2 separate regions of the Homo sapiens genome follow, and region 2 is linked to region 1. The links are chromatin loops, found by intact Hi-C in ENCODE. Cell type or tissue: PC-3. All regions are shown on one strand. Each heading gives the region's core, and the rest is flanking DNA. Links, peaks and the distances in the headings are about the cores only.

Evidence for each region. Peaks named below come from ENCODE experiments on the same cell type or tissue, not always from the same donor. Only the 100,000 strongest peaks of a DNase experiment are listed, where the experiment ranks them.
Region 2: a loop joins it to region 1, with 13 times the contacts of the local background. A loop is called at or near these places in 3 of 110 quality-filtered maps.

Annotation. Positions count from the first base shown.
Region 1 is chr4:143,904,314-143,920,206 of GRCh38, forward strand. It overlaps GYPE (glycophorin E (MNS blood group)), which reads right to left and starts at 1,246. Exons shown (of 4, transcript NM_198682.3): 1 at 1,158-1,246. The coding sequence starts at 1,194. All of the region lies in intron 9 of LOC105377459 (a long non-coding RNA gene), which reads left to right. LOC101927636 (a long non-coding RNA gene) reads left to right here and starts at 8,018. Exons shown (of 7, transcript NR_125886.1): 1 at 8,018-8,136; 2 at 8,227-8,325. It also overlaps the pseudogene LOC100420464. In PC-3, for the core only: a CTCF peak has its summit at 3,709 (motif pointing left); no DNase peak of the experiment used is centred there; H3K27me3 peaks cover 421 bases.
Region 2 is chr4:143,578,008-143,593,900 of GRCh38, forward strand. It overlaps FREM3 (FRAS1 related extracellular matrix 3), which reads right to left. Exons shown (of 8, transcript NM_001168235.2): 7 at 7,837-7,986. Among named protein-coding and RNA genes, the nearest start is that of SMARCA5-AS1, 71 kb to the left of the region's middle. In PC-3, for the core only: a CTCF peak has its summit at 9,871 (motif pointing right); no DNase peak of the experiment used is centred there.

The sequences.
Region 1 (15,893 bases), core at 1-8,000:
AGGCATCAGTAAGTGTATTCCATTAAACATTTTGTTTAATCTTTACGCAATTATTATAAGGCAAGTGCCAACATTGCCTGCATTTTAAAGACAAGGACACATAAAAATGTGGGCACATAATTTGCCTTAATGTTCCCCAGCCTTGAGAAGTAAAACTAGATTTGAACCCAGTTCTGTGTGTTCCTCATGCCTGTGCTCTTAACTATTGCACTATTTTATCCTCCCCTAGGGTATCTTAGAAAATGCTGATCTCTCTTCCCTGTATGCTACAGAGTATGCTCAGTAGATCCTCTCTTCCCTGTATGCTACTGTATGCTCAGTAGATCCTTGATACTTGCTCTCACTTGGATTACAGCAATGTCTAATAGACTCAGAATGTTTCAAGCAACTGCCTGCCCCCTGTGTGCTGGGCACTAGTATTGCTAACACATAAGCACTGCACTTGAGAGGATGTTTAACTATAATATTCTCAGAAAGAGGCCAAAATCATGTTTATTTAATACACTAAATTAATAATTAAATTTAAACTAAGTTAAATTCAAATTATTGAATACAATTTAATAATGACCCTATGATATTTATTTTAATGGATTTAAATTTCTCCTAAAATTCACATGACATCTAAGCCAGTAAGAGTTGTTTTTGTTTTTGTTTCTTCCTATGTGACACTTTAGTAATGGACCCACAGAGAAGCGAACAACTCCCCACGGTTTCAGTGTTCATGCTTTTGGCTTCTCACCATTTGGCAGAAATAGGAAATTATACCTTTTTAAAACTAAAAGCCATATAACACCTTTGTTAATAACTCTTTAGTTTGGAAATGAATCTCCTTATAACTCAAACAAAGCAATACATTTATTCACAGAGAGCTATTTCTCATAGCATTTGATAAAATTAGTTTAATTCTAGCTAGACTTAGAATTGAAGTAAGCTTCTCATACTAGAAAACTGGATTCGGCCATAAATACTGGGCTCCCTTGTGCCATTTCCCCCACATTGGTAGCTGAGTTCCAGTAAAATCCATCCACCAGACTGGAAGAGGAAATACTACTCATTTATGCATTTAAATAAGATAGAACTAAAATAGGGTAGTTTACATTTTATTCTATGATCTCATACCCAATATAACAGAACCAAGATGAAATAAAATCACTTACCTGACAATAGTAATACAAAGATTATTTTTCCATACATCCTGAGATCACGAGCTGGCTCCTGAAGTTAGTGCAAAAAAACTACCAAAGACAACTGCAAGTGTCAGTGTCTGGCCTTAGCCTGCTAGCTGTTATCTTCCAGGCCCACCTTCCTGTGGCCATCATCAGCTGATAGGCAGGGGAGGCATTTTAAATGATGCAAGTTGTTAAGCGCCTGTTAATAAAGATACATGGATATCTTGGGGCTATGAAAGTGGTAAGTACAATTTTCACTGCAAGGAACAGGTGGCTACTTGTGATATTAACTTTGCATCAGTTAAGTGGGCATGGTAAGGTGGTAGACAGGAGCCACCCAACTGGACAAAGAACTGGACTGTGAATCTCTGAGGCCAGGGCACGTGCCAGGCTGAGGTAGCTGTTGTGGAGCCATAGACCTTCTCATTTCTAATGTCAAGACCCGGTGGTCCAGATGAAAGTGACTTCCTATATGTGAAATGAACATATTTGAGAAATTTAAATCATTTGAGTGTTCTGAGGTTCTGAAAGACTCCCAAACTCATGGTGAGTCACACAGCAATGTAAGAGACATGAGATGCAACAAATCTTTCAGTGAAAATAGAGTTTGAACTGAAGAGCTAGTGCTGTGCAGCTATGAAACCAGTGAGCTGTTTCTGTCTGAAATATACCTTGCTAAGTAAGCATAAATGAATACCAAGACAATAAATGAAAACAGTCAGAAACAAAACCCAACAAACCAAAAACCTTATCATTAAAGTAGGTTAAAATGAAAGGTATGGAAATGTGAGGAAGCTCAATTTTAAAGGGAGACAGAACAAAAAATATAAATTAGGTCTGAAATGGTTCAACAGAAGGTGACTGGATACTCCATCTAAATCATCTTACTTCCTGTAAGATTTTTGTGAAAGTCTTTCCTGCCTGACCCAGAAAATCAATTTGCTATGTAAGCAATTTGCCACATATATCATACTTACATATTTACCCAAAGTGTGGTTTAAAAAAATCATTTATGAAGCTAATGTTTGCAGATTCAGGAAACTGGACCACAGAGAAAAAAAAGTATTTACTGGATAAAAGATGGAGATAAGTATCAGCAGAGCATCCCAGAGAGGGAGGAGCCTGAGATTGAGGGACTAATGGATGGAGGGAGTGGAGATGCAGACTTGGGAGAGACGGAAGAATGAATGACACAGACGGGGTAATCTGAGCAGCAGGAAAAGAATCCAGAGTGCCTCTTAAGGCCCTGCCAATTCATGTAAAACAACTGCAGCAAATTTTATTAAAAACTTAAAATTAAACAATACATAATAATTTAATACCTTCCATAAATTCAGTGTTTGTTATGGCTGGATATCAGTTTGGGTTGCAGGAATTGTGCTCAAGAGTCAACCAAGTAAAGGAAATGTTGTTGATATTCATATAAGCAGTAAGAATTAATTCACATGATTTTATATTGACAAAGGGAGAGCGATTAGCATGAGTCTTAAAAATGCTATTTCTGAAAATGGGTAAATAAATGTCACTATTCTTACGATGGACTATTAGAGCAACTATTAAAATCATGTTTTCAAAAATAAAGATATGGAGACTCAGGATAAAATGGATAAGTGGAAAACAGCAAGATCTGAAAATTGTATATACACAAATAAAATCCTATTGGATTCTTTTTTTCCTGGGTTGTGCTATCTTCACCTGGAATACACCTACTCCTTTTTAGGTGGCCTCCAATTCTGCTTAGGGTCTTCATTGAATAGTACTTCCTCCACGAAGCCTTCCCTGACTTCCTGTCTTTGTCAGGTGCCCCTGCTCTATACTTGTGTGGTTCCATCTTCTTCCCTTATCACAGGACTTATTACACTACGTTGCAATCATTGTGTCTCCACTGGACTACAGTTTTTAAGTGGACACACCCTGACTATGGCTATCTTATTTACCAATGAGTGCTTGGGGCACACTTGACAATAAATATTTCTCAAATCAATAAATGACAAATGAATATTGCAGTGCAGAGGAAAGCAACTTCTCACGGGCAGTCCTGGGTGTATAGGCTGATCATTTTTTATATATCCTGCGGGTAACCTATGTCATATCCTAGCTTCAGGTTCCCTCCAGTATGGAGGTCCATTGCTAAGGCAGGAAGGGGAAAATGAAAAGGAAACTCAGCCTAAAATTCAGCTTTCATACCTTCTTCAGCCTGGACTGGTCAGAGTCTGAGAGTGCTTTCTTTTCCATGACCTCCCACTTTCCTTTCCTGCAGAATCACATCGTTAGCAATTCTCTAAACTCCTGTAGTGCTGACACAGGCCTGTTTATTAACACCTGTCTCAGGTTGTTGTGAACAATCTGTTCCTTTGTATTTGTGGGTCCTGTCTCTGTTGTTCTGTTTCCAGCATCTGGCACAATGCCCTATAGAGTACCTGGCCCTATTAAAGTAAGTCAAAACCTGGAGGGTTCTCAATGAGGAAATCAGAGGTCAGATTCAGCACCTCACACAGGGTGTGAGGAAGCAGTGCCGTACAGTGCTCTCTAGTGGCGTATCTGCACAATGGAAGGAAAAAATGTGAGCCCCGTAAATGCAACAACAAAAAAAATACATCAGATTACATTTTTCTCTTTCAGGCATTCCTTAATCTTCTTTAAATTTTTCAGAAATATTTTTACTGAAGTACACATTCATAATTATCATAAAATTCTACCTATGAGCTATATCATGCAAATTATTAGACAAATCCACATCTTTTAAGAATTTTGAATCTTTGCATAAAATAAAACAAGTACTTTTGAGGCATTTAATCAAACATAAAAAACTTATCCAATTTTCTTGATACTACATGTCTTTAAGCTATTTTTTGAATTGCCCGAGTCATTTCTATGACGTAGTTAAGAAGGATGAAGTTCAATGTTATAATCTAGGAAAGGCAACTTGGATCGATCAACACAAACTTATACCTTGCTTGTTTCATGACAGAGAACCATTCATTTTTGTCAATTACTTACCTCTCAACTATTTCAGGCTTAGATTATTCCTGAAGATGGTTGCATGCTAGTCTGATCTGCCAGTGGAGAAGTGTGCTTTTCATGTTTTGCATGGAGGAGTGGAGAACAGGGGAGGGGCAGGAAAGTTGAGGCACTGTGGTTTATACTACTAGCCTCCTTGGTACCTCATCGCCTTAGAATTGTCCAGCCTGCCTTGCCAGAGTAGTCTAAGAACTTTCCCTGACCTTTGTTAGTTTATCATTTCAAAATTTTTTTAAAATAAAAAAACAACTACAAGTAAGATAAATCTAACACTCAAAATAACCCTGTTAGAGAGGCAGAACAGATATTAGCATTCTTATTTTATTTTATTTTATTTTTATTTATTTATTTTTTTGCAATTAACTTGTACTTTATTTTGAAGTTGTGACCGGAAAGTTGTTTTAAAGTCTGTCTTTAAACTTACAAATATTATGTCAAATTGCTCCTAAGAGAGGATCAGTAGAGATTTAGTTCTTATAGTATTTCCTCAATTATATTTGGCAAATTAGATTTTCAAAACAAGAGTTTAACTTGTTATTAATTCTTCATGTTTACATACTTAAACCTCAGGTAGAAAAGTATTACAAGCTATCAGTGGCGTCTGCAATATAGGTGGGAAAGGTGAGTGCAAAGAATAACACATATTCTATATTAACAGTAAACATAGCTATTTCTGTTCTCCCTCAGCTACCAAAAACTGTCTTAAGCCTCCAGATTTAAAACCGCTGGGTTCATTCACTCATTCAGCCATTTATTTTTGTGAGCATCTCTTAGGCAGTCATGTGCTATGCTAATCCTATCTGACTCTTCCCTCTCCTTTGTCCTTCAAACCCCGTTAGTGGCCAAGTCCCATTAATTTGGGCATGTCCCACTTCTCCTCTTTCCAAATTTCTGAAGTATAGGTCAAGTCCTCATTAACCACTGAATATGCACCAAATGGAAGATTATGCAGTCATTAAAACCACTCATAAAAAGTATACAACATGAAGAAAATCATTCAAGTAAAAAGAACAGAAAACTGTACAAAATATTATATAATCACATCCATGTAAAAAAAGAATTTGGCATGGAAAAAGATGAAGAAAATAACATACTAAGAGGATCTCTGGTGGACAGGTACTTTGCCTTTACGTTACTGCATTTTGCAAATTTCCCGTAATAAGCAGTTATTATTCTAGAAGAAAATATAAATGAGCTTTATTTTTAAAACTTACTATTTTAGTTAGATAACAAATTACTCCTGAGGTTCAGAACTGTATATCAGAAATAACCAAAATAAACACAAGCATGCAGCTAATTCTTTAACCTAATTCCTTAAAAACTAAAAGGTGCTTTTACCCATGCCTCTTACTGCATTTCCACATGCCTAGAAAACCTCTCCTCTACAATGTTCCAGTGAGACTCCGATGTCAGCTTTCATAAAATAAGTTGTTCTTACCAACTATTCCACATTATTTTTAAAACTTCAGTGATCTGCTTTCTCCTAAACTCTAATTCTCATTTTTCCTTCCAAAGCATCCTAGATTTGCCTTTTCCTATTACCACTGGTACCCACTGGTACCTGCAATCCTCTTTTCTCTAGGAATCTACCCTTAATTCTAGTACAAAACTAATCTTTAAACACTGCTTTCATAAAATCACTTGTCTTTCTGAAATGTGCAAGAGCTTCCACTTGACTCAAATCTAAGCCTATTGTTGAACCACAAATCTCCACTCGACCTTACATCTTATTTCTTCAAACCAGGCAGAACTACACTGTTCCTTATATTTAAACCATGCCTACTCTGTTTTCATTGTGCTATTCCCAATTTTCCATGTAAAATGTCCTTCTTCTGGCCCCTGTTAATCTAAAGGCCAAGCTCAAGGCCCACTCCAAGTCCTCCAATCATCTCTTTAAGTATTCCAGCCTATACTCATCTCTCTTCTGATTCCCTGTTGCACTTACAGTTAGTATCACAAAGTGTAACAATTGTTCTGTGACTATTGTGTATAGATTGGTTTTGTTTCCACAAATAAGATACTAGACAAATAAGGTACCAGAAAGCAGAGACCAACAGACCCAAGGAAAACGCTAGACACATAAACAGTTAATACTAAATGAATAATTTTTTTCTACAGTCAAAATACTAATGCTCCAAACCATTTTTAAGTCGTCTTATTTGAAGTTATGTGAGCCAAAAAGTAAATCTGTCTCACATTTTATTTTTATCCTGCCAAAATTTAAAGTCTATAACTTGGTAGAAAAAAACAATCGGACAAGAAAGTTTAATTTTCCTCTCACTTAATTTTATCTGGTAAAACCAGGACTTCAGGAATAAAGTAGAACTGTACATTTCTCCCATCTCTTCTGCTCCTTTCAGAAGTATCTCCAACTCAGGAGATATGGAAAGTACCTTCTTTTCTTAAATTATATGGTAATATTTTTTGTCTGTTACAAAAATAATAAAAAGACATGCTCAACACATAATTAACCATATGACTATAAGTCTTTTTGATCAACTCAGGAAATAATTCTTGAACTACTTTTTGTTCAGAGAAAAAGTGCAGGATCTAGCGAAGTAATGTGATTGCTCAGGGTATCACTGACCATGCCCAGTTGTTCCTATTCTTCTTTCCTTTCCCAAGTTCGTCAAGTGTCTCTGAGGACTCAGTCAAGTGTCTCTGAAGATTTACCCTTCCCATTATTCTACCAAACCTAAACCTAAATTCAGCCCAACTGGAGACATTAAATTCTCTAGGTTTTCAAGGGTCACAGCATTAAGAGACTAGACAGCCTTGAGATAAGTACCAAGTTTATATAACATGAGTTAATAAAATAAATGGTCACAAGGACTCTTCCATTCAGTGTAGATTAACAACTATTTGCACACAGGCTTAAGCAGGACGAGCAAAGTGGAAAAATATTTCGCTAGTAGTATTTGTCCGTGTCCCAAGAAAATCTAGAAAAGAACATCTTTTTAATTGACATGTCAATAAATATAAACTACTATATTATTTATAATGTTAAGCTACCTGAAGCATGCCTCCCCTGATTCTGTGGCATTCTTTGGAAGAGATCATGGTTGTATTCATAATATCTGTAGTCTTCATGTGCACGATCTCCAAGTGGCCGCTTTCTCTGACCATCAACAAAATTGTCTGAATAATAATATCGGGAACCAGAGTCTCCATTTTCAACAGCAAAACTAACTTCCGTTACAAATGACTGAGAAGAACCATACTCTCTAGGGACATCTGCTAGACTTCTGGCAAGATAAGAAGGTGCAGATAATCTGTTGCTTTCTCTTCTCATTATTTTATGAGGTGTTCTTTGAATTGGAGTTCTAAGGAAACTCTGGTTTCTTGAAACTACTCCATCTCCAGAAGTTGAAAAGGCATTAGGGCTTGAATCTGGAAGACAGATATCAGTTCGTCCTGGAATTTTTGGACCATGCTGGATGAATGAAGGCATAAGATTCCGAAGCAGAGGCGACGTCTCCTTCTTCACGTACTTCCCCTGCACCTCGGCCGGCTTGGACACTTCGTTTTTGGTTTTCTGTCGGGACAGCATCCTTCTCGACCAGGCCCGAGGCCGCGCTGAACTGCCTCGCTAGGGCTCCGCGCCGGGCGCCGGCCGTCTCCGCCGCCACCTCCGCCGCCACCTCCGCCGGCGCCGCCGCCTCCTTCCCTCCGGAGCCGCCGCCTCCGCCGCTGCCTGTCCGGAGCCTGGGGTCGCCCGCAGGGACTGCCGCATGTTCAGGGCGCTAAACGCGCCGGCCGCCGCTCAGTCGCTGGTCACTTCCTTCCCGGAAGTCGGCCCGCTCTGCGACGCTGCTCGGGGACCCCTTGAGGAAAGCCCAGCGACGCCGGGCCAGCGCATTCTTATTTTATGTATGAGCAAACTATGGAATGGAAAAGAGATTATGAGTTATTACTTGATTTGATTTGCCCTAAGTGTTTTTTAAACGTATGGATTTAGCGCCAACATTTAAAAAGAAGGTATATTTTAATTAAAAATCAGGAATTGATTTAATTTAAAATTTGGCTCCTCTTACAGGAAGATCTGGCAAGAGTTAGCGTGCAGTTCTACATTGTGACAATTCATGAGAGCTAAGGACTGGCTGTCTCTTGGGACAAATAGGCTTTCTTGAGTCTGGTAAGTGCTCCACTTGATGCTTGCTTCCATTTCTTAGATTAGGTTCTACTGTGGTAAGGCCTCAAAATCTCAGTGTCTTGCAGCAACACTGGTTCATTTCCTGCTCACATTACATTTGGTCTATGACGGTGACAAGTTCCAGGATCCAGACTGAAGGAGCCACCCCCATTTGGAATATGCTGTTCTTGTTGCAAACTGGGGGAAAAAGGCCAGATAAGGAATGGCTTTTAATGCTTCCTCTCAGACTGTGTTATGGTTTTTTTCTCACATTCTATTAGCCAAAGTAAATCAGTGGCCAAGCTGACCTCAATGGGACAAGTAAATATAATTCTTCCAAATGGAAGTCCTGCAAGTCATAGGTCAATGGTGAGGATATATAAAACACTTACAGGAAGGGCCCTAATAATTGGGAGCAAAAACACAATCCATCGCATTCATTTATACTCTTTCTAAGCTTTTGGCATTTGGGTTTGGAAATCTAATTTATTTAGGAGTCTTCTTCAACACCTTCTAGTGATGAGATTTCTTTAACCCAGTTTTCAGTTTCCTTTCTTTAAAATTATAATGAGATGTGATGTGCGTTGAAGAAACCCCAGAAGTGAGAAACTCTCATCACTACAATGGTGATGTAGACAGTGGAAAACTGTTCCCAGTTGCCTCTAAGTCCATCGTGCTATACTGCTGGAATCAGGTATCATACATAATCTTTCTGCTGAGAATTGATAGGTCCAGCTTGTTCTACATCCAAATAATAATTCAACCAATGATTTGTGAGCACCTACCGGGCACTGTGCCAAGTGTGGAAGACACAACCTTCAGTAACTCAAGTTTCCCTTCAGGAACTGACAGCTTAATTTGGAAACAAATAAATTAAGAAGGCAATTGCATTATGGAGTGTCAAGTGGATGATAGTAGTAAGCAAAGGGTGTTATAAGGGTACATAAGAGGGGTACCTAACTCAGGGTTGAGGTTCTGGAAAGGTTTTCCAGAGCAAGCAATGAGACCTAAAGGATGAGTAGACAAGTCACGGGAGAAGTAAGAACATTTTAAGCAGAGAAAACAGCATGAGCAATGGTCTGATATCAAGAAAGGCAGAGATAGTGCAAGAATACACAATGTAGTAGTTTTCAAAACTGTTTGAAATTTTAATCTCACATTTGTTCTTTTCAATGTCTAGGATATCAATTCATTCTGCGATTTACCTTTGTAAAGATGAATTTAGCCCTGGTTCTCTATATGAATACTAGAGGAAGTATATTGATAAAAGAAAAGGAACAAATATGTAGTCATTTCTAAGATTTATTTTTATTAAAATGTAACACTCACAAACTGTAAGTGTGTAACTCATATATATATATACACACATATACACACACATACATGAGTATATGTGTGAAACTGTCACTCAAATCAAGACATAGAACATTTCAGATGTATTCCAGAGATCATGGTGGATGGGAGGCAGGACTGGATTGCAGCTCCCACTTGGACAGACAAAGCAGCGTGTGGAGGCTTGTATCATGAACTTTGACTGCAGGAATAAATCAGGAACACTGAGAGAACCCACAGACCCTCAGAAAGAAGCGGATTGCTCCTGCAGGTCTCAGGAGACACCCCAAATGCTGTGGGAGCCCAAACTGCAAACTGTGGAAGTGGGAAAGGGGAATAGTCAGCTCCTGAACACACATCCTCACTGGGGAACCTAAAGGTCTAGATCACAGGAGAAGATTTTGACCTTACTTGGAGCTGAGTCAATTTAGAGAGCCAAGTGACATACACTGCTAGAGAAAGCAGGGCGTAAGGCCCTGTGGGCTCACTGGGTTCCCTAGCCATCCATTTCTGCCTTGCCTCACGGGGGTCCTTGAGGAGGGCTACCAGAGGCACTGGGAAATGGTCACAAAGAGAAGGAAACTTCCAGCTGAACTTTAAAACAATTTGAACAGATTGAGAAGTCTCCTAGCCAGAACTTGGGGGAGGGCATGAATCCAGTGTGCAGACTCTACAGGTGGGGAAGTACCAAAGCCCTACTTGCTTTTGCAGCTGGGAGGCTGGTAGCCTGGGGCAAATTCTCAGCCCTGCTCACCCACTGCCTGGAAACAGACTCGGTGCTGTTGCAGGGGCTATGGTGGGAGTGAGACCAGCCCTTTGGGTTATGTGGGAGCTGGGTGAGGCCTGTGACTTCAACTTCCCTGACAACCTGCATGGGATAAAAATCAGGGATAAAAATCACTACAGCTCTGCTCTCAGGAAGCCACATCCCTGGGAAAAGTGGGAGAGTACTACATCAAGGGAACACCCTGTGGGACAAAAGAATCTGAAGAACAGCCTTGAGCCCTAGACTTTCCCTCTGACAGAGCCTACCCAAAGGAGAAGGAACCAGAAAGCCAACTGTGGTAATATGACAAAACAAGGTTTTTTAACACCCCCCCAAAATCTCACTAGCTCACCAGCAATGGATCCAAATGAAGAAGAAATCCCTGATTTACGTGGAAAAGAATTCAGAAGGTTAGTTATTAAGCTAATCAAGGAGGTACCAGAAAAGGCAAAGCCCAATTTAAGGAAGTGAAAAAAAATGATACAAGAAATGAGGGGAGAAAGTTTCAATTAAATAGATAGCATAAATAACAAACAATCAAAACTTCAGGAAAAAAATGGATGCGCTTATAGAAATGCAAAATGCTCTGGAAAGTCTCAGCAATAGATTCCAACAAGCAAAAGAAAGAACTTCAGAGCTCGAAGACGAGGTTTTCAAATTAACCCAAACCAACAAAGACAAAGAAAAAAGAATAAGAAAATACAAGGAAAGCCTGCAAGAAATCTGGGATTATGTTAAACAACCAAACTAAGAATTATCAGCCTTCTTGAGGAAGAAGAGAAATCTAAGTTTGGAAAACATATTTTGGGGAATAATCAAGGAAAACTTCCTGGCCTTGCTAGAGACCTAGACATCCAAATACAAGTGCAAAGAACACCTGGGAAATACATTGCAAAAAATCATTGCCCAGGCACATTGTCATCAGGTTATCTAAAGTTAAGATGAGGAAAAGAATCTTAAGAGCTGTGAGGTAAAAGGACCAGGTAACCTATAAAGGAAAACCTATCAGATTAACAGCAGATTTCTCAGCAGAAACTCTATAGACTAGAAGGGATTTCGGCCCTATCTTCAGCCTCATTAAACAAAATAATTATCAGCCAAGTATTTGTATCCACTGAAACTAAGCTTCATAAATGGAGGAAAGATACAGTCTTTTTCAGACAAACAAATGCTGAGAGAATTTGGCACTACCAAGCCAGCACTACAGGAGCTGCTAAAAGGAGCTATAAATGTTGAAACAAATTCTGGAACAACATTAAAACAGAGCCTCTTTAAAGCGTAAATATTACAGGACCTATACAACAACAACAATAACAAACAAACAACAACAACAACAGAACAAGGTATACAGGCAAGAAATAGCACAATGAATGGAATGGTACCTCACATCTCGATACTAACATTGAATATAAATGGCCTAAATGCTCCACTGAAAAGATACAGAATTAAAGAATGGATAAGAATTCATAAACCAACTATCTGCTCCCTCCATAAGACTCACCTGACACATAAGGACTCACATAAACTTAAGGTAAAGGGGTAGAATAAGACATTCCATGCAAATGCAACCAGAAGCAAGCAGGAGTAGCTTTTCTTTTTTTTTTTTTAATTTTATTATTATTATACTTTAAGTTTTAGGGTACATGTGCACAATGTGCAGGTTTGTTGCATATGTATACATGTGCCATGTTGATGTACTGCACCCATTTACTCATCGTTTAGCATGAGGTATATCTCCTAATGCTATCCCTCCCCGCTCCCCCCACACCACAATAGTCCCCGGTGTGTGATGTTCCCCTTCCTGTGTCCATGTGTTCTCATTGTTCAATTCCCACCTATGAGTGAGAACATGTGGTGTTTGGTTTTTTGTCCTTGTGATAGTTTGCTGAGAATGATGGTTTCCAGTTTCATCCATGTCTCTACAAAGGACATGAACTCATCATTTTTTATGGCTGCATAGTATTCCATGGCGTATATGTGCCATATTTTCTTAATCTAGTCCATCATTGTTGGACATTTAGGTTGGTTCCAAGTCTTTGCTATTGTGAATAGTGCCGCTATAAACATACGTGTGCATGTGTCTTTATAGCAGCATGATTTATAATCCTTTGGGTATATACCCAGTAATGGGATGGCTGGGTCAAATGGTATTTCTAGTCGTAGATCCCTGAGGAATCGCCACACTGACTTCCACAATGGTTGAACTAGTTTACAGTCCCACCAACAGTGTAAAAAATGTTCCTATTTCTCCACATCCTCTCCAGCACCTGTTGTTTCCTGACTTTTTAATGATCGCCATTCTAACTGGTGTGAGATGGTATCTCACTGTGGTTTTGATTTGCATTTCTCTGATGGTCAGTGATGATGAGCATTTTTTCATGTGTTTTTTGGCTGCATAAATGTCTTCTTTTGAGAAGTGTCTGTTCATATCCTTTGCCCACTTTTTGATGGGGTTGTTTGTTTTTTTCTTGTAAATTTGTTTGAGTTCATTGTAGATTCTGGATATTAGCCCTTTGTCAGATGAGTAGGTTGCAAAAACGTTCTCCCATTTTGTAGGTTGCCTGTTCACTCTGATGGTAGTGTCTTTTGCTGTGCCGAAGCTCTTTAGTTTAATTAGATCCCATTTGTCAATTTTGGCTTTTGTTGCCGTTGCTTTTGGTGTTTTAGACATGAAGTCCTTGCCCATGCCTATGTCCTGAATGCTATTGCCTAGGTTTTCTTCCAGGCTTTTTATGGTTTCAGGTCTAACATTTAAGTCTTTAATCCATCTTGAATTAATTTTTGTATAAGGTGTAAGGAAGGGATCCAGTTTCAGCTTTCTACATATGGCTAGCCAGTTTTCCCAGCACCATTTATTAAATAGGGAATCCTTTCCCCATGTGTTTAAAAGAATGTGATGCCTCCTCCCCAGCCACTTGCTCCCTCTTGCTATGTGATACACCAGCTCTCCCTTTGCCTTCTACCATGATTGGGAAGCTTTGTGAGGCTCTCACCAGAAGCAGATGTCAGCACCATGTTCCCTGTACAGCCTGTAGAAACATAAGTCAAACTAAACCTCTTTTCTTTATAAATTACCCAGCCTCAGGTATTCCTTTATAGTAATGTAAAATGGACTAACATACTGGGGGAGCCACATTATCTTCTTCCAAAAGCTGTTTCCAGACCTCTCCTCAATCACCTCTTTTATCAGAACCCTGGCCCAGGGTGTGCACTGCCCACCACTTTGCCCTACATGGGATTCATGGACAGAGCCTCTTCTCATTCCTTCCCAGGGACAGCTAACACAAGACTATCATATATGAAATAATTTTACTAAGGGTTTAGAGACAACAGAGAGGAATTCCAGCAGAGAGGAGAAAACAACACTGTGTCTGAAGCCTGCAAGCCATCTTCATAGGGAATCCCCTCTCGGTCAGCTCTCTTCTTGGTCCTGGCATGTCACTGTATTGCTATGATTCATTCCTCAGAATTGAATTCCTTCTCCTTTTTTTCTTACTTCCTCAGGACTCCATCCTCCTGGCTTTTCCTGTATTCTTCCTCAGTTGTTGAGGAAAAGCAGAATATTCCTTAGTTTTTCTTTTTAAACCCAAATTTCTGATTCAGAAAGGTACTCTCCTACTTTATTAAGCAGGGTAATACATCTCTTTATTGACTATGTTTTATAACAAAAGTCTTTTTTAATGAAAAATCAGTTGTCTCTGTACTCCGGATAAATTCTACAGCCCGATAAAATAGTTTTTAAAATATAATATTTTTTCACCTACTCAAATAATTGCCTCTCAGTGTAACAAATACCATGGTGGAGGTAAGTGCAAAGTGAAAGCTGTTAGAGCTGGAATATAGGGTCTGAGACCAGGCTGTAAACAGCTGGAGATGAGCCCCCAGCAAAGAGTTTCTGGATAATGTAATATGAATTTTGAAGGATAAGTAAGAGTCAACAAATAAAAAGAGAAGAGAATAGTGGAAGGGGTAAATATGGTGACTAAATGTGGAATATGCTGGCTTTGAAAGACTATGGAATATTCAAGTGGAGTAAATGTCCAAATATCTATGATAATTGAAATCACGGGAAAGAGTAAGTTTAGCAAGAGTGAGAGGAAATAGGGCTAAAATGTGCACTGGAGAACTGAACAAAGCATAGGAAGAAGAGTGGCCATAATGGGTCCAGGGAAGGAATGGTGTTGGAGAAATGAGAAATACCAGAGAAGGGAGGTGTTCCTAAAGTCACAGAAGGACAAGGAAAGAGGATTTTAAGAATGGAAAAACAGTCTTCAATACTGCAGAGAGATCAAGTAAGAATGATTAAGATCATCCATAGGGTTTAACACCAGCGATGTCATCCAGGCTCTTACATGATGAAGTTCTCCTAAGATGGGTCAGAGCTTGGCAGCCAGGTGCTCAAACTGAGATTTTTCTTCTCTTGAGACTCAGATTTCTGCTTACAATGTTGTATACTCAGACATTCATTCTGAAGTTCCATACCTGGTCATGGAAGAGCAATACATTTCTCTTTGAAGTTTCTTTCTTGAGCAATAGGACATCTATAGCACTGACTCCTGTTGCCTTTGTTATCTCACAACAATACGAGTGTCTCTCCACCTAATAACTCCTTCCTAGTAGTCTAGTCCTCAGTTGTTTTCCCCTTTACCTTTATTAGGAACTTAACGGGAATAGGCAAGTCATAAATGAAAATGCATGTCCATTCCAGATCTATTAAAAATATAAGTCAAGTCACAATAGTTATTTGCTCAGAATCCTCTAATAGTTCCACATTGTACTAAGAAAATCAGCCAAGGGCCTACATGATCAGTCCTTCCTACCTCTTTGACCTTGTCTCCTTCAACTCTCCCCTTTAGTAATTCTGTCTTTTGGGCTGCTACTTCAACAAGTCAGACCTCAGGACCTTTTTGCTTTGATGCATCCTTCTGGAATACTCCTTTGCTATATAATTTCTTGGCTCATGTCTCTTTTAAGATCTTTACTCAAATGTCACCCTTTAAAGATAGCTCCCTTGACTAACCTAAATTGCAACCAGTCCGTAACAATCTTTTTCTTACTTCCCAGCTTTAATTTTTTCTGTAGTACTCATGACCATTTAACATACTATATACTCTTTATCTCACTAGATGTAAGCTCCAGGAGAGAAGGATTTTTGATTATGTTTTTATTTCTGTATCTTCAGAATCTATAATAATTCCTGGCAGAAAATAGACTCTAAATAAATATTTGTTGAATAAATGAATGAATGAATAATAAGCTGGTCACTCCTCTCCACCTGCTTGGTCATCCCTGCAGGTCTCCCAACCTGCTAATAACCCCTCTCCACCTAACTAGGGGCCTCTGTGGCCCTGGGGACCTACAGTCATCCTAAGACCATCTGACTAGTAGGGAATGGGAGAGTGGTAGTGGGGCATGAAAGGTGGGATGTAGGAGAGAACACAGAGGAAGATTTCAAAGTGGGAAGAGTTGGGGA
Region 2 (15,893 bases), core at 5,286-13,285, 320 kb before region 1:
ACTTCCATATTCTACCAAATGCCTTGTAGTCCCTTGTGCCATGCCCACGTGCCATCCTCACCAGGGCTTTACACGTCTAGACCAGGCACATCACCTTCCAACTACTTCCACCAAGATTCTGCCAAATTATTGAAGGATCTCTGAAGGTAGCTTCAATTTGAAATGAAAGGATTTGCCTTTTTAATTTTTTAACCTTGAAGATAAATGTAATACATTTTATTTTGATTAGGTTTCACTCATTCACTTTTGCCAGACATCTGTTTTAATCTCACAACACTCTGCTCAATTTTATGAAGCCATGAAGTTCTGCCATTCTCTCGGTTGTTATTAATCATTTTTTCAAGCTGGTCCACCTCACCGTACAGCTTCTTTGCGACTTATTTGGAAAGTCATCAAATGTAATGATCGTAACATGATAATCAATGGAATTAAATAGAAACCCCTGAGTGATATAAATATAAAAATAAATCGAGGAACAGAATATTTATATTGTCTCAAGGTACTCCTCCATAAAATATTAATTGCAAAGGAAAAAAGGGAATATAATGAGGAACCCTGGCAGATACTACCTTACCCAACTGATCAAAGTTAACACCACCAGTAATGGGATAAATGGAAACTGTGTGCCATTTGACAGAATACAATGAGAGGATAGTATCATCTTTGTGATATTCCTGCTAAAGATGCATTACCTGAATCTAATTATGAAAAACCATCAGACAAACCCAAATTTGGAAGACATTCTATATAGTATAATAACTGGGTTGTAATCTTCAAAAGCATCAAGGTGTTGAGAGGACTGTTGTAGGTTGAAGAAAACAAAAGCAGACATGACAGCTAAATATAATGCATGATTTAGAACTGGATTCTTTTGCTGTAAAGAATGATTTGAGGCAACTGGTGAAATTTGAATGAGGTCTGAGTAGATTATGCAAGTGTATCAAGTTAATTTCTCAGTTTATGCTTGTTTTGTGGTTATACAAGAGAATGTCTTTGAAGGAATTACATTGTAAGTTTTTGGAGACATGGTTCCAAACTTAAACTCAAGAGTTGACAAAAAAAAAAAAAAGCGTCTCACTCTACTTGTTACTCTTCTGTAAGTTTGAGATTACTCCAAAAAATTTTCTAAAAGGCACCAAATAGTGACATTAAGAAAACAAAAAAAGCCGGGCCCGGTGGATCATGCCTGTAATCTCAGCACTTTGGGAGGCCGATGTGAGCAGATCACTTGAGGCCAGGAGTTTGAGACCAGCCTGGCCAACCTGGTGAAACCCATTTCTACTAAAAGTACAAAAATTAGCAGGGTATGGTGGTGAGTGCCTGTAGTCACAGCTACTTGGGAGGCTGAGGCTCAAGAATCAATTGAACCTGGGAAGCAGATATTTCAGTAAGCTGAGATCACGCCACTGTACTCCAGCCTGGGTGACAGAGTGAGAGCCTGTCTCAAAAACAAAAACAAAAACAAGGTTATAGTGAAAATTACTAAGGCAGGAGAGTAATGGATAAGGTTTTGTATCTCATGGACTTTGACTCAAATCTTGGTTTATTGCTTACTTGTACTAATTCTTTAACTTCTTTGAGTCTCAGTTTCTTTTCTTCAACTGCAAAATGGGGATAATGATAGCTACCTTATAAGGTTTATTGTGAAGATTATGGATGGTAGAGCAAGGATGCTAACACAGTATCTGGCAAATAGTAGGCATTAAGAACACAGAAGTTATAATAATTATTAATGTAACAAGTAACACCTTATACATATATACATAAGATTAATATAGTTAACTAACCTTAGCGGATGTCAAATATTTACTAGGTTCAATAGATTATCAAGTATAAACCTTACTTCTACAACTCTACTTGTTAAACCCATGAATCACTATCCCAAGCATGAACATTACTTTTATTAGTTCATCCCTACCAGACAGCTAGCAGAGGCGTCATTACTTTTATGCAAAGAGGTTTATCTAAAGGAATCTAAATTTCTCTTTCAAACCACAGGCAAAGAAGTCCACCTAACCAAATGGGTTTATTCACTCTTGGTTTCATGGATACATACACAGTGAGAAATGACCCTGTCTGAAAACTTAAAAAAGAATGAAAAAAAGGGGAGGAGAGTGCCAAGATGGCTAACTAGAAGCTGTTAGTGTGTGCTGCTCTCATGGAGAGGACAGAGAGTGGTGAATAAACACACAAGCTCTTCAGCTGGATTTTCTAGGTGGACAGGTTGAGATTCATCAAGGAAGCAACATGACCCACAGAGAACATAGAAGAGTGAGACAGGACGGCTGCCCACCTAGGACTGGGGCAAAGCCAGGGGAGGATCCCCACCGTGGGTAAATGGTGAGTGCGACCCTCCTGGGACCCACAGTTCTTCCATGAACCTTTGCAACCCTGGGCTCTGGAAATCCCCCATGACCACCCCTACCACTGGTGCCTCCAGACAGACACAGGGAACTGTGTGGAGACTGGGCAGAGCTAAGGCTCAGGCATGCATGGAGTCCCAGGGGCTTTGGACCCCTGGGAACACTGGTACCAGCCTCTGGAGCTCCTGCTGCCTCACATGCCCCCAGGATAGGGGCTCTGTGAATTCACAGAGCTGAAGAGCAGATGGACTGCACAACTTGCCTCCACTGAACTCACTAAACAAAGCCCACTGGCCTGGGACCCCAGCATGGCCACCTGAGCTTGCAGGCTGGTAGCAGCCCTGCACTTCTCTGGGATGGAGATCCCAGTGGTAGCAGGCAGGCCTGTCAGTTTTGCTGGTCTGCAGCTCTTGCCCCTGCAGTCTTCAGGCTCTGGAGAGAGCACAAAGATTGAGAACTAATGTAACCCCCAGCACAGCACAGCTGCCTTATGGAGAAATAGACTGTTTTCCCCATGAGTCCTGCTTCTGCTACCTCTTACTGGGCAGGGCCTCCCGACCTGGGACACCAGCCACCCCAGCCCCACCTAGGCTCTTGGCTGGTAGCAGCTCCGCACTTCCTTGGGACAGAGCTCCCAGAAGTAGCAGTGCCACCATTTTTGCTGCTCCACAACCCCAGCTCCTGCTGCGCTCAGGCTTGGGAGGGAGCAAAGAGATTCAGGACTAACTCAGGCCTCCAGCCCAGTGCAGCAGGATTATAGAAAACTGCCCAGACTGTTCTCCATGCGAGTCCCTGCCACTGTTATCCTCACTGGGTAGGGCCTCTTGATCTGGGAACCCAGCACAGCCATCTTGTCCCCATCTGAACCCTTTAGTCATTGGCGGCTCTGCATTTCTCTGGGGAGGAAATCCCAGAGACAATGCAAAACCTCTCTGCCATTGCAGCTGCAGTGGTACTGCCCTTACTGCCCTCAGACTGGGGAAGGAACAAAGGGCTGGTCAAGTCACTGACACCTCCGGCATGGCACAAACACCATACGAAGAGGAGCTCAGTTTCTGTTTCCTGGGAGCCTCTACTGTTCACCAGGCAGGGCCCCCAGCTCAGGACTGCAAAGCAGTTGCCCTGCCCCTGGCTGAGCATTCCCACTGGTAGTGGCTCTGTGTCTTCCTGGGCTGGAGCTCCCAGAGGCAACTGACAGCCCCTCTGCCACTGCCACTGCAGTGGTTCTGCCAGTGCTGCCCTCAGACTGGGGAAGGAACAAAGAGTCTGAGGGCTTTACTCACACCTCTACCGTGCCAGTTGCCATATGGACAGGAGCCAAGTCTCTCTTCCCTGTGAGACCCCAACCCCCTGCTCTTCACCAGACAGGGCTCCTGGCTCAAGACCACAGCACAGCTGCACCACCTCCTGGCTGAACATTTCCATTGGCAGTGGCTCTGCATTTCTCTGGGGTGGAGCTCCCAGAGGCAACTGAAAGTTCCTTTGTTACTGCCACTGTAGTGGTACTGCCCTTGCTGCCCCCAGAGAAGAAAAGGAACAAAGATTCTGAGTGCTTTACTCACACCTCCAGCTCTTAGCTGCCCTAAGGAGAAGAGGCCAGTCTGTCCTCCCTGTGAGCTTCCTGCACTCCCTGCCCATCACCAGGCAGGCCCTCCCCAGTGCCCCAAGCTTGGGCTCACAATGCAGCCACTCTGATTTGTAGTGGCTCTGTGTTTCTCTGGGGTGGAGCTCCAAGAGACAAGTCAAAAGCCCTTTGCCATTACCACTGCTAAGGTCTCTGTCCTCGTCACCCCCAAGCTGGAGAGGGAGTGTAAAGCCTGAGCTTGCCTCAAGGCTGCGGTGTATAGCTTAGGAGTGCAAAGCCAAGATCTGCAGCCAGCACTCAGGTAAGAGAGGAACCCACACTGTTAGAGTGCTGAGAGGGAACATGGCTGCAAATGCACAGAGGAGCCATGTGGCTGAGTAAGAGCCTGCCTACCAGCCGTTACACTTACACGCCATCTACTAGATCACAGCCCAAACTTCAAAACCAAAAATACTTTGCATATAACACCCTGTGAAACCAAGGACAAGAATTCAGCTACATATGAAGACCCTGAACAAAGCCTTGGCCCTCTGAAAACGTCCAGAAACAAAGTCAATTGACTATATTAAAATTACACCACAGTTAAAGGAATATCAGCCCATACAGATGAGAAAGAACTAGCGTAAGAACTCTGGCAATTCAAAAAGCTATAGTGTCTTCCTTCCTCCAAATGACTGCACTAGTTCCCCAGCAATGGTTCTTAACCAGGCTGAAATGACTGAAATAACAGACATAGAATTCAGAATATGGATAGGAATAAAGATCATCGAGAATCAGGTGAAAGTCAAAACCAATCCAAGGAATCTAGGGATAATAATAAAATGATATAATAACTGAAAGATGAAATGAAGAAAGAACCAACAGATCTGATAGAGCTGAAAACACTACAAGAATTTCATAATACGATTGAAAATATTTATTATTTTTAAATTAATTAATTTACTTTTTTTTTTTTGAGATGGGTTTGAACTCTGTCACCCAGGCTGGAATGTATGGCTCATCACAGCCTCAACCTCCTGGGCTCAGGTGCTCTTCCCACCTCAGTCTTACAACTAGCTTGGACTACAGGTGCACACCACCATGCCGGGCTAATTTTTTTGTATTTTTTGAAGAGATGGGGTTTTGCCATGTTGCCCACATTGGACTCAAGCAATCCACCTGCCTAGGCCTCCAAAAGTGCTAGGATTACAGATGAGAGCCACTGTGCCGGGCCAATTGCAAGTATTAACAACAGAATTGGCCAAGCTGAGGAAAGAATCTCATAGCAAAAAGGTTCTCTGAATGAACAGAATCAAAAATAAAGAGAAAAGAATAAAAAAGAATGTGCAAAACTTCTTAGAAATACGGGATTCTGTAAAGAGACCAAATCTACGACTCATTGGCATCCCTGAAAGACAGGGAGAGAAACCAAACAACTTGGAAAATATATTTGAAGATACTGTCCATGCATATTTCCCCAACTTCACTAGAGAGGCCAAAATTCAAATTCAGGAAATGCAGAGAACCCTTTAAGATACTGTATAAGACAACTATCCCTAAGACACATAGTCATCAGACTCTCCAAGGTTGACATGAAAGAAAAAAATATTAAAGGCAGCTAAAGAGAAGAGAAAGGCAGCAAAGAGAACCTCATCAGGCTAACAGCATATCTTTCAGCAGAAACTCTACAGGCCAGAAGAGATTAGGGGCCTTTATTAAGCATTATTAAAAAAAAAAAAGAATCTCAACCAAGAATTTTATATCCAGCCAAACTAAGCTTCATCAAAAAAGGAGAAATAAGATCTTCATCAGACAAGCAAATGTTAAGGGCATTCATTACCACCAGACCTGCCTTACAAGAGGTTTTTAAAGGAGCACTAAATATGGAAATGAAAGACCATTATGGCCACCACAAAAACACACTTAAGTACATAGACCATTGACACTATAAAGCAACTACACAATTGAGTCTGCATAATAAACCGCTAACAACAAGATGACAGCATTAAATCCTCACATATCAAATATTAACCTTGAATGAAAACAGGCTAAATGACCCAATTAAAAGGCCACAGAGTTGCAAGTTAGATAAAGAAGAAAGATCCAACCACATGCTGTCTTCAAAAGACCCATCTCACATGCAATGACAGTCATAGGTTCAAAGTAAAGGGATGGAGAAAAATCTACCAAACAGGCTGGGCGCGGTGGCTCACGCCTGTAATCCCAGCACTTTGGGAGGCCGAGGCGGGTGGATCATGAGGTCAGGAGATCGAGACCATCCTGGCTAACAAGGTGAAACCCTGTCTCTACTAAAAATACAAAAAATTAGCCGGGCGCGGTGGCGGGCGCCTGTGGTCCCAGCTACTCGGGAGGCTGAGGCAGGAGAATGGCGTGAACCCGGGAAGCGGAGCTTGCAGTAAGCCGAGATTGCGCCACTGCGGTCCGCAGTCCGGCCTGGGCGACAGAGCGAGACTCCGTCTCAAAAAAAAAAAAAAAAAAAAAATCTACCAAACAAATGGAAAACAAAAAAAGCAGGGGTTGCTATTCTAATTTCAGACAAAACAGACTTTAAGCCAGCAATGATAAAAAAGACAAAGACAGGCATTATATAATCGTAAAGGGTTTAATTCAACAAGAAGACTTAACTATCCTGAATATTTATGTGCCCAACAGAGGAGTATCCTCATTCATAAAACAAGTCCTTAAAGACCTATGAAGAGACTTAGATAACCATACAATAATAATGGGAGACTTCAACACCCTATTGACAGTATTAGACAGACCATCAAGGCAGAAAAGTAATGAAGATATTTGGGACCCAAATTTGACACTTAACCAAATGGACCTAATAGACATTTATAACACTCTCCACCCAAAACCAACAGAATATACATTCTTCTCTTCTGCACATACACGTACTCTAAAATCGACTACACCGTTGGCCATAAAAATTATTAGCAAATTCAAAAAATTCAGAAGTATACCATCCACACTCTCAGATTATATAACAATAAAAATAGAAACCAATACCATGAAGATCACTCAAAACCATACAATTACATGGAAATTAAACAGCCTGCTCCTGAATGACTTCTGGGTAAACAATGTAATTAAGGCAGAAACCAAGAAATTTTTTTGAAACTAATGAGAACAAAGATACAACATACCAGAACTTCTGGGACACAGCTAAAGCAGTATTAAGAGGAAAGTTTATAGTGCTAAATGCTCACATCAAAAAGTTAGAAAGATATAAAATTAACAACCTAACACCACACCAAAAGGTCACAACTGCAAATGAGAAAATGTGGGCATCAATGTACATGGAAATGTCCTTTTCTTTTCCTATTGGGTCCTGTTCTTTTTCTGATAAAGCACCTGACAGGTACTCTAGAGGAAATGATATCTAGAATTGTGCCATGCTGTCAGCTAGGCCTTGATCATCCATGTCAGGAAATGCAAAGGTGAGCAGGGCATGAAGACATGCTGTTTGAAGCTAAGGCAAATGCCTGAGTCTGAAGTGAAAACCTCCTACACTTCAAAGGTCTAATATGTGACGAGATTCTTCCACGAGTTGGGACTTGCTTGGCCATTATGGGGGTAATTTCATCTGAAATATTGTTTATGAGCAGCTTTAGGTATCTATAAATATTCTGAACTTTGGAAAAATTAATGTGAGCCCATGACAAGCCAGTGGGTAATAAATGAATCATAAAGGCTGCTGTTTGAATAATGTACTTATTTTGTAACCAGCAGAAGTCATTATGTATACAAACCATCTACGTGCTGAAGCCAGAGAAACTTTCATTCAGAGTCCATCAACAAAGACTAAGCATGCTTACACTTAACAGACTAGACTCCACCATAAACATGTATCATGATAATGATATATTCTTTAAGTGGCCCTCTCACCTTCTGCTGACTCCTGCTCTGACTTTCTGGAGCGCACGGCGATGGATGATGGTTGGGAAAGATCAGTGCCTCTTCTCCAAACACAAACCTCCACGTAGCGAGCACTTTCATTGACGTGATATTCAGCATCCCCAAAGTGCAGGACAGGTTCTAAAGAGGCAAAAAAAGATACACTAAGAATGCTTCAGCCTGCCTGGTATACTGTCTCCTTTGGCCCTGTGTGAGCCTGGGCATTTGTCATAATTGTCAGACATGACAGATCCCATAGGTCTTGTTTTTTTATATAGCTCAGGGAGAACAAAAACAAAAACACACAAAAAGCCACATCAGAGTCACATACCATGACTTTGACTCCAGGAAATGCCATGAGATGAAGTCAGTTGAGATGCTATTCATTTTTTTGTTTTAAGAACTTTCCATTACATAGAAGAGATTTTCCTATTAGGGAAAATTGGCCAATCAGCTGTAACTCAGGCAAGTCCACTATTGTTTGGGAAAAGATGGTGGAGAAGTTAGAGAGGCTTTTTTTGGCAGGGAGAAAATTGCTCTTCCTGTGGAGGGACAGTTGAGCCAGAATTCTGAGTTTGATCACTATGGCTATGCCTTTTCTTAGGGCATTTGCTGATTACAGGGACAGATGGAAATCCTGGGGCAGTGAATGAGGGGGAGGAGAGATCCTGTTAGCTGAGATGCCAGAAGCGCTTCCCCAGGAGACCAAGAAGTGACTCCATAGAAAAAGAAGGCTGAAGGAGAACAACCAGCACAGACACCAGGCTTCAGCGGTGGGTAGAAGGGAATTGTACATCTTCTAAAAGGAGAAAGAGGTTGACAATGCGAATGTTGCTTTGGCCAAGCAAATACACTTATCCATACCCCGTTCGCTCTTGTTCTAAAAGGTAGCTATGAACTTAGGTGATTATTTAAAGCATATACAAGGCTTAGCTGTAACAATACCTACTATATGTACTGTCATGAAAAAGATTTTGAGATGAATACTTTTGTTGGCTGTGACATCTGGAGGCAAAAAATGTAAATATTAGGAAGCAGATTCACCATGGAGGAACAACCCCTTGAGGTTGTTGAACGGAAAATTAGTTATGGAGATGACACCTTTGCAAATATATTGCAATGCACCAGGAGTGTATCTGAATTTAAATTCAAATTTTTGGAGGCTAGGAATCAGATTTAGTAAATATTATTTGTTTCAAGATGTATTTTAGTAGATCTTTTAACTGCTGAGGGAGTAGTAGTAGTAAAACTGCAAGACCTCTCCTGTCCTGGTTATGCCAAACAGCTCCCAATACACTGAACACAGCATGCATTTGTGAGCCTCCATCTTTGTTGATGATGTTCTCTGAGCTGGAATGTGCCAATATGGCAAATGCCTACTCATTTTTTTAAGACTTTATTGATAAAGAGTTGCCTTCTCTGGGAAGCCATATTTATTTCCTCAATAAATAATCATTCTTCACTCTGTGCTTCCCTAACATTTCAAATAGTTCTATAACTGTAGTGATGGAATACACTTGCAATTTGCTCACCTCAGGCATACAGCAGGCAGGTGGCCTGCACTCAGAAAAGGGTGGTAGGGTCATTCTTTCTTTTCTTTTTAATGAACATGTAGTAATTGTATGTATTTATGGGGTACATAGTGGTGTTTTGATATATTTATGGCACAGTGATCAGGTCAGGGTAATGCACATATCCCATTCTTTCTTCTCTTACCAAGAACTTTCTCCTCATTATTGCTAATGGGTGTTTCTGATGCCTCCACGGTTGGGACAGGAAAGAAGGAGGATAGGCAGGAGTAGCAGGAAAGTTCTTTCTTGAACACTTTCATGGATGTCAGTACTCTTTGGTTTTGGAAGATGGAAGAAAAGCTGATCCTGTTTATCATGGGCACTTCTGCAGGTTCTTTGGGATCTCTCACTCCCACAGTTGGGTATCTCTTATCTGCAGTTCTCTTGATGAGGATGAAACAGATATATTCTGGCTGATCACTTAATCATTCCTCAACCTATTTAGCATTTGGAAGTACCTCTGTTCAGCCCTCTAGATGGCACCTTTGGACAAGTTCATTCTGGCTCACTCTTGTATGCATGGCTCACATGTGGTCCATGGCAACCTTCCTGCATCCTCTGCCTTGATAAACTCCAGGAATACCACTTAACCCCAATGCAGTCCCTCTCTTTTGTTCATCCACCAAAGCAGCCAACCAGTTTATCTCCCACATTCAGATTTTCCAGGCAGAGCCAGATCCCAGTTCATTGTGTTCTCCACATTGCAGGTGGCACACATCATACTGCCCAAATGGTCTCCTTCGAGCCCCCTCTCTTGATTTAGCACCTCTTTAAAATGCAAAAATGTTAAATTTACCATTCTAACATGCTATCCTGTGTTTTTTTTATTATTATTATACTTTAAGTTTTAGGGTACATGTGCACAATGTACAGGTTTGTTACATATGTATACATGTGCCATGTTGGTACGCTGTACCCATTAACTCATCATTTAGCATTAGGTATATCTCCTAATGCTATCCCTCCCCCATCCCCCCACCCCACAACAGGCCCCAGTGTGTGATGTTCTCCTTCCTGTGTCCATGTGTTCTCATTGTTCAATTCCCACCTATGAGTGAGAACATGCAGTGTTTGGTTTTTTCTCCTCGCGATAGTTTGCTGAGAATGATGGTTTCCAGCTTCATCGATGTCCCTACAATGGACATGAACTCATCATTTTTTATGGCTGCATAGTACTCCATGGTGTATATGTGCCACATTTTCTTAATCCAGTCTATCATTGTTGGACATTTGGGTTGGTTCCAAGTCTTTGCTATTGTGAATAGTGCCACAATAAACATACGTGTGCATGTGTCTTTATAGCAGCATGATTTATATTCCTTTGGGTATATACCCAGTAATGGGATGGCTGGGTCAAATGGTATTTCTAGTTCTAGATCCCTGAGGAATCGCCACACTGACTTCCACAATGGTTGAACTAGTTTACAGTCCCACCAACAGGGTAAAAGTGTTCCTATTTCTCCACATCCTCTCCAGCACCTGTCGTTTCCTGACTTTTTAATGATCACCATTCTAACTGGTGTGAGATGGTATCTCATTGTGGTTTTGATTTGCATTTCTCTGATGGCCAGTGATGATGAGCATTTTTTCATGTGTTTTTTGGCTGCATAAATGTCTTCTTTTGAGAAGTGTCTGTTCATGTCCTTGGCCCACTTGTGGATGGGGTTGTTTTTTTCTTGTAAATTTGTTTGAGTTCACTGTAGATTCTGGATATTAGCCCTTTGTCAGATGAGTAGGTTGCAAAAATTTTCGCCCATTCTGTAGGTTGCCTGTTCACTCTGATGGTGGTTTCTTTTGCTGTGCAGAAGTTCTTTAGTTTAATTAGATCCCATTTGTCAATTTTGGCTTTTGTTGCCATTGCTTTTGGTGTTTTAGACATGAAGTCCTTGCCCATGCCTATGTCCTGAATGGTATTGCCTAGGTTTTTTTCTAGGGTTTTTATGGTTTCAGGTCTAACATGTAAGTCTTTAATCCATCTTGAATTAATTTTTGTATAAGGTGTAAGGAAGGGATCCAGTTTCAGCTTTCTACATGTGGCTAGCCAGTTTTCCCAGCACCATTTATTAAATAGGGAATCCTTTCCCCATTGCTTGTTTTTCTCAGGTTTGGCAAAGATCAGATAGTTGTAGATATGTGGCATTATTTCTGAGGGCTCTCTTCTGTTCCATTGGTCTATATCTCTGTTTTGGTACCACTACCATGCTGTTTTGGTTACTGTAGCCTTGTATTATAGTTTGAAGTCAGGTAGCGTGATGCCTGCAGCTTTGTTCTTTTGGCTTAGGATTGACTTGGCGATGTGGGCTCTTTTTTGGTTCCATATGAACTTTAAAGTAGTTTTTTCGAATTCTGTGAAGAAAGTCATTGGTGTCTTGATGGGGATGGCATTGAATCTGTAAATTACCTTGGGCAGTATGGCCATTTTCACAATATTGATTCTTCCTACCCATGAGCATGGAATGTTCTTCCATTTCTTTGTATCCTCTTTTATTTCCTTGAGCAGTGGTTTGTAGTTCTCCTTGAAGAGGTCCTTCACCTCCCTTGTAAGTTGGATTCCTAGGTATTTTATTGTCTTTGAAGCAATTGTGAACGGGAGTTCACTCATGATTTGGCTCTCTGTCTGTTATTGGTGTATAAGAATGCTTGTGATTTTTGCACATTGATTTTGTATCCTGAGACTTTGCTGAAGTTGCTTATCAGCTTAAGGAGATTTTGGGCTGAGACGATGGGGTTTTCTAGATATACAATCATGTCATCTGCAAACAGGGACAATTTGACTTCCTCTTTTCCTAATTGAATACCCTTTATTTCCTTCTCCTGCCTGACTGCCCTGGCCAGAACTTCCAACACTATGTTGAATAGGAGTGATGAGAGAGGGCATCCCTGTCTTGTGCCAGTTTTCAAAGGGAATGTTTCCAGTTTTTGCCCATTCAGTATGATATTGGCTGTGGGTTTGTCATAGATAGCTCTTATTATTTTGTGATACGTCCCATCAATACCTAATTTATTGAGAGTTTTTAGCATGAAGCATTGTTGAATTTTGTCAAAGGCCTTTTCTGCATCTATTGAGATAATCACGTGTTTTTTGTCTTTGGTTCTGTTTATATGCTGGATTACGTTTATTGATTTTTGTATGTTGAACCAGCCTTGCATCCCAGGGATGAAGCCTACTTGATCATGGTGGATAAGCTTTTTGATGTGTTGCTGGATTCAATTTGCCAGTATTTTATTGAGGATTTTTGCATCAATGTTCATCAAGGATATTGGTCTAAAATTCTCTTTTTTTGCTGTGTCTCTGCCAGGCTTTGGTATCAGGATGATGCTGGCCTCATAAAATGAGTTAGGGAGGATTCCCTCTTTTTCTATTGATTGGAATAGTTTCAGAAGAAATGGTACCAGCTCCTCCTTGTACCTCTGGTAGAATTCGGCTGTGAATCCATCTGGTCCTGGTCTTTTTTTGGTTGGTAAGCTATTAATTATTGCCTCAATTTCAGATTCTGTTATTGGTCTATTCAGAGATTCAACTTCTTCCTGGTTTAGTCTTGGGAGAGTGTATATGTCGAGGAATTTATCCATTTCTTCTAGATTTTCTAGTTTATTTGCATAGAGGTGTTTATAGTATTCTCTGATGGTAGCTTTTATTTCTGTGGGATCAGTGGTGATATCCCCTTTGTCATTTTTTATTGCGTCTATTTGATTCTTCTCTCTTTTCTTCTTTATTGGTCTTGCTAGCAGTCTATCAGTTTTGTTGATCTTTTCAAAAAACCAGCTCCTGGATTCATTGATTTTTTTGAAGGGTTTTTTGTGTCTCTATCTCCTTCAGTTCTGCTCTTATCTTAGTTATTTCTTGCCTTCTGCTAGCTTTTGAATGTGTTTGCTCTTGCTTCTCTAGTTCTTTTAATTGTGATGTTAGGGTGTGAATTTTAGATCTTTCCTGCTTTCTCTTGTGGGCATTTAGTGCTATAAATTTCCCTCTACACACTGCTTTGAATGTGTCCCAGAGATTCTGCTATGTTGTGTCTTTGTTCTCATTGGTTTCAAAGAACATCTTCATTTCTGCCTTCATTTCGTTATGTACCCAGTAGTCATTCAGGAGCAGGTTGTTCAGTTTCCATGTAGTTGAGCGGTTTTGAGTGAGTTTCTTAATCCTGAGTAGTAGTTTGATTGCACTGTGGTCTGAGAGACAGTTTGTTATAATTTCTGTTCTTTTACATTTTCTGAGGAGAGCTTTACTTCCAACTATGTGGTCAGTTTTGGAATAGGTGTGGTGTGGTGCTGAAAAGAATGTATATTCTGTTGATTTGGGGTGGAGAGTTCTGTAGATGTCTATGAGGTCCACTTGGTGCAGAGCTGAGTTCAATTCCTGGATATCTTTGTTAACTTTCTGTCTCACTGATCTGTCTAATGTTGACAGTCGGGTGTTAAAGTCTCCCATTATTATTGTGTGGGAGTCTAAGTCTCTTTGTAGGTCACTAAGGACTTGCTTTATGAATCTGGATGCTCCTGTACTGGGTACATATATATTTAGGATAGTTAGTTGTTCTTGTTGAATTGATCCCTTTACCATTATGTAATGGCCTTCTTTGTCTCTTTTGATCTTTGTTGGTTTAACATCTGTTTTATCAGAGACTAGGATTGCAACCCCTGCCTTTTTTTGTTTTCCATTTGCTTGGTAGATCTTCCTCCATCCCTTTATTTTGAGCCTATGTGTGTCTCTGCACGTGAGATGGGTTTCCTGAATACAGCACACTGGTGGGTCTTGACGCTTTATCTAATTTGCCAGTCTGTGTCTTTTAATTGGAGCATTTAGCCCATTTACATTTAAGGTTAGTATTGTTATGTGTGAATTTGATCCTGTCATTATGATGTTGGCTGGTTATTCTGCCCATTAGTTGATGCAGTTTCTTCCTAGCCTTGATGGTCTTTACAATTTGGCATGTTTTTGCAGTGGCTGGTACTGGTTGTTCCTTTCCATGTTTAGTGCTTCCGTCAGGAGCTCTTTTAGGACAGGCCTCGTGGTGACAAAATCTCTCAGCATTTGCTTGTCTGTGAAGTATTTTATTTCTCCTTTGCTTGTGAAGCTTAGTTTGGCTGGATATGAAATTCTGGGTTGAAAATTCTTTTCTTTAAGATTGTTGAATATTGGCCCCCTCTCTCTTCTGGCTTGTAGAGTTTCTGCTGAGAGATCAGCAGTTAGTCTGATGGGCTTCCCTTTGTGGGTAACCCGACCTTTCTCTCTGGCTGCCCTTAACATTTTTTCCTTCATTTCAACTTTGGTGAATCTGACAATTATGTATCTTGGAGTTGCTCTTCTCAAGGAGTATTTGTGGCATTCTCTGTATTTCCTGAATTTGAATGTTGGCCTGCCTTGCTAGATTGGGGAAGTTCTCCTGGATAATATCCTGCAGAGTGTTTTCCAACTTGGTTCCATTCTCCCCGTCACTTTCAGGTACACCAGTCAGACGTAGATTTGGTCTTTTCACATAGTCCCATATTTCTTGGAGGCTTTGCTCGTTTCTTTTTATTCTTTTTTCTCTAAACTTCTCTTTATGCTTCATTTCATTCATTTCATCTTCCATCGCTGTTACCCTTTCTTCCAGTTGATCGCATCGGTTACTGAGGCTTGTGCATTCATCACATTCTCGTGCTGTGGTTTTCAGCTCCATCAGGTCCTTTAAGGACTTCTCTGCATTGGTTATTCTAGTTATCCATTTATCTAATTTTTTTCAAAGTTTTTAACTTCTTTGCCATTGGTTCGAACTTCCTCCTTTAGCTTGGAGTAGTTTGATCTATTGAAGCCTTCCTCTCTCAACTCGTCAAAGTCATTCTCTGTCCAGCTTTGTTCCGTTGCTGGTGAGGAGCTGCGTTCCTTTGGAGGAGGAGAGGTGCTCTGATTTTTAGAGTTTCTGGTTTTTCTGCTCTGTTTTTTCCCCATCTTTGTGGTTTTATCTACCTTTGGTCTTTGATGATGGTGACGTACAGATGGGTTTTTGGTGTGGATGTCCTTTCTGTTTGTTAGTTTTCCTTCTAACAGTCAGGACCCTCAGCTGCAGGTCTGTTGGAGTTTACTGGAGGTCCACTCCAGACCCTGTTTGCCTGGGTATCAGCAGCGGTGGCTGAAGAACAGCGGATATTGGTGAACTGCAAATGCTGCTGCCTGATCGTTCCTCTGGAAGTTTTGTCTCAGAGGAGTACCCGGCTGTGTGAGGTGTCAGTCCACCCCTACTGGGAGGTGCCTCCCAGTTAGGCTACTCGGGGGTCAGGGACCCACTTGAGGAGGCAGTCTGCCCGTTCTCAGATCTCAAGCTGCATGCTGGGAGAACCACTACTCTCTTCAAAGCTGTCAGATAGGGACATTTAAGTCTGCAGAGGTTATTGCTGTCTTTTGTTTGTCTGTGCCCTGCCTCCAGAGGTGGAGTCTACAGAGGCAGGCAGGCCTCCTTGAGCTGTGGTGGGCTCTACCCAGTTTGAGCTTTCCAG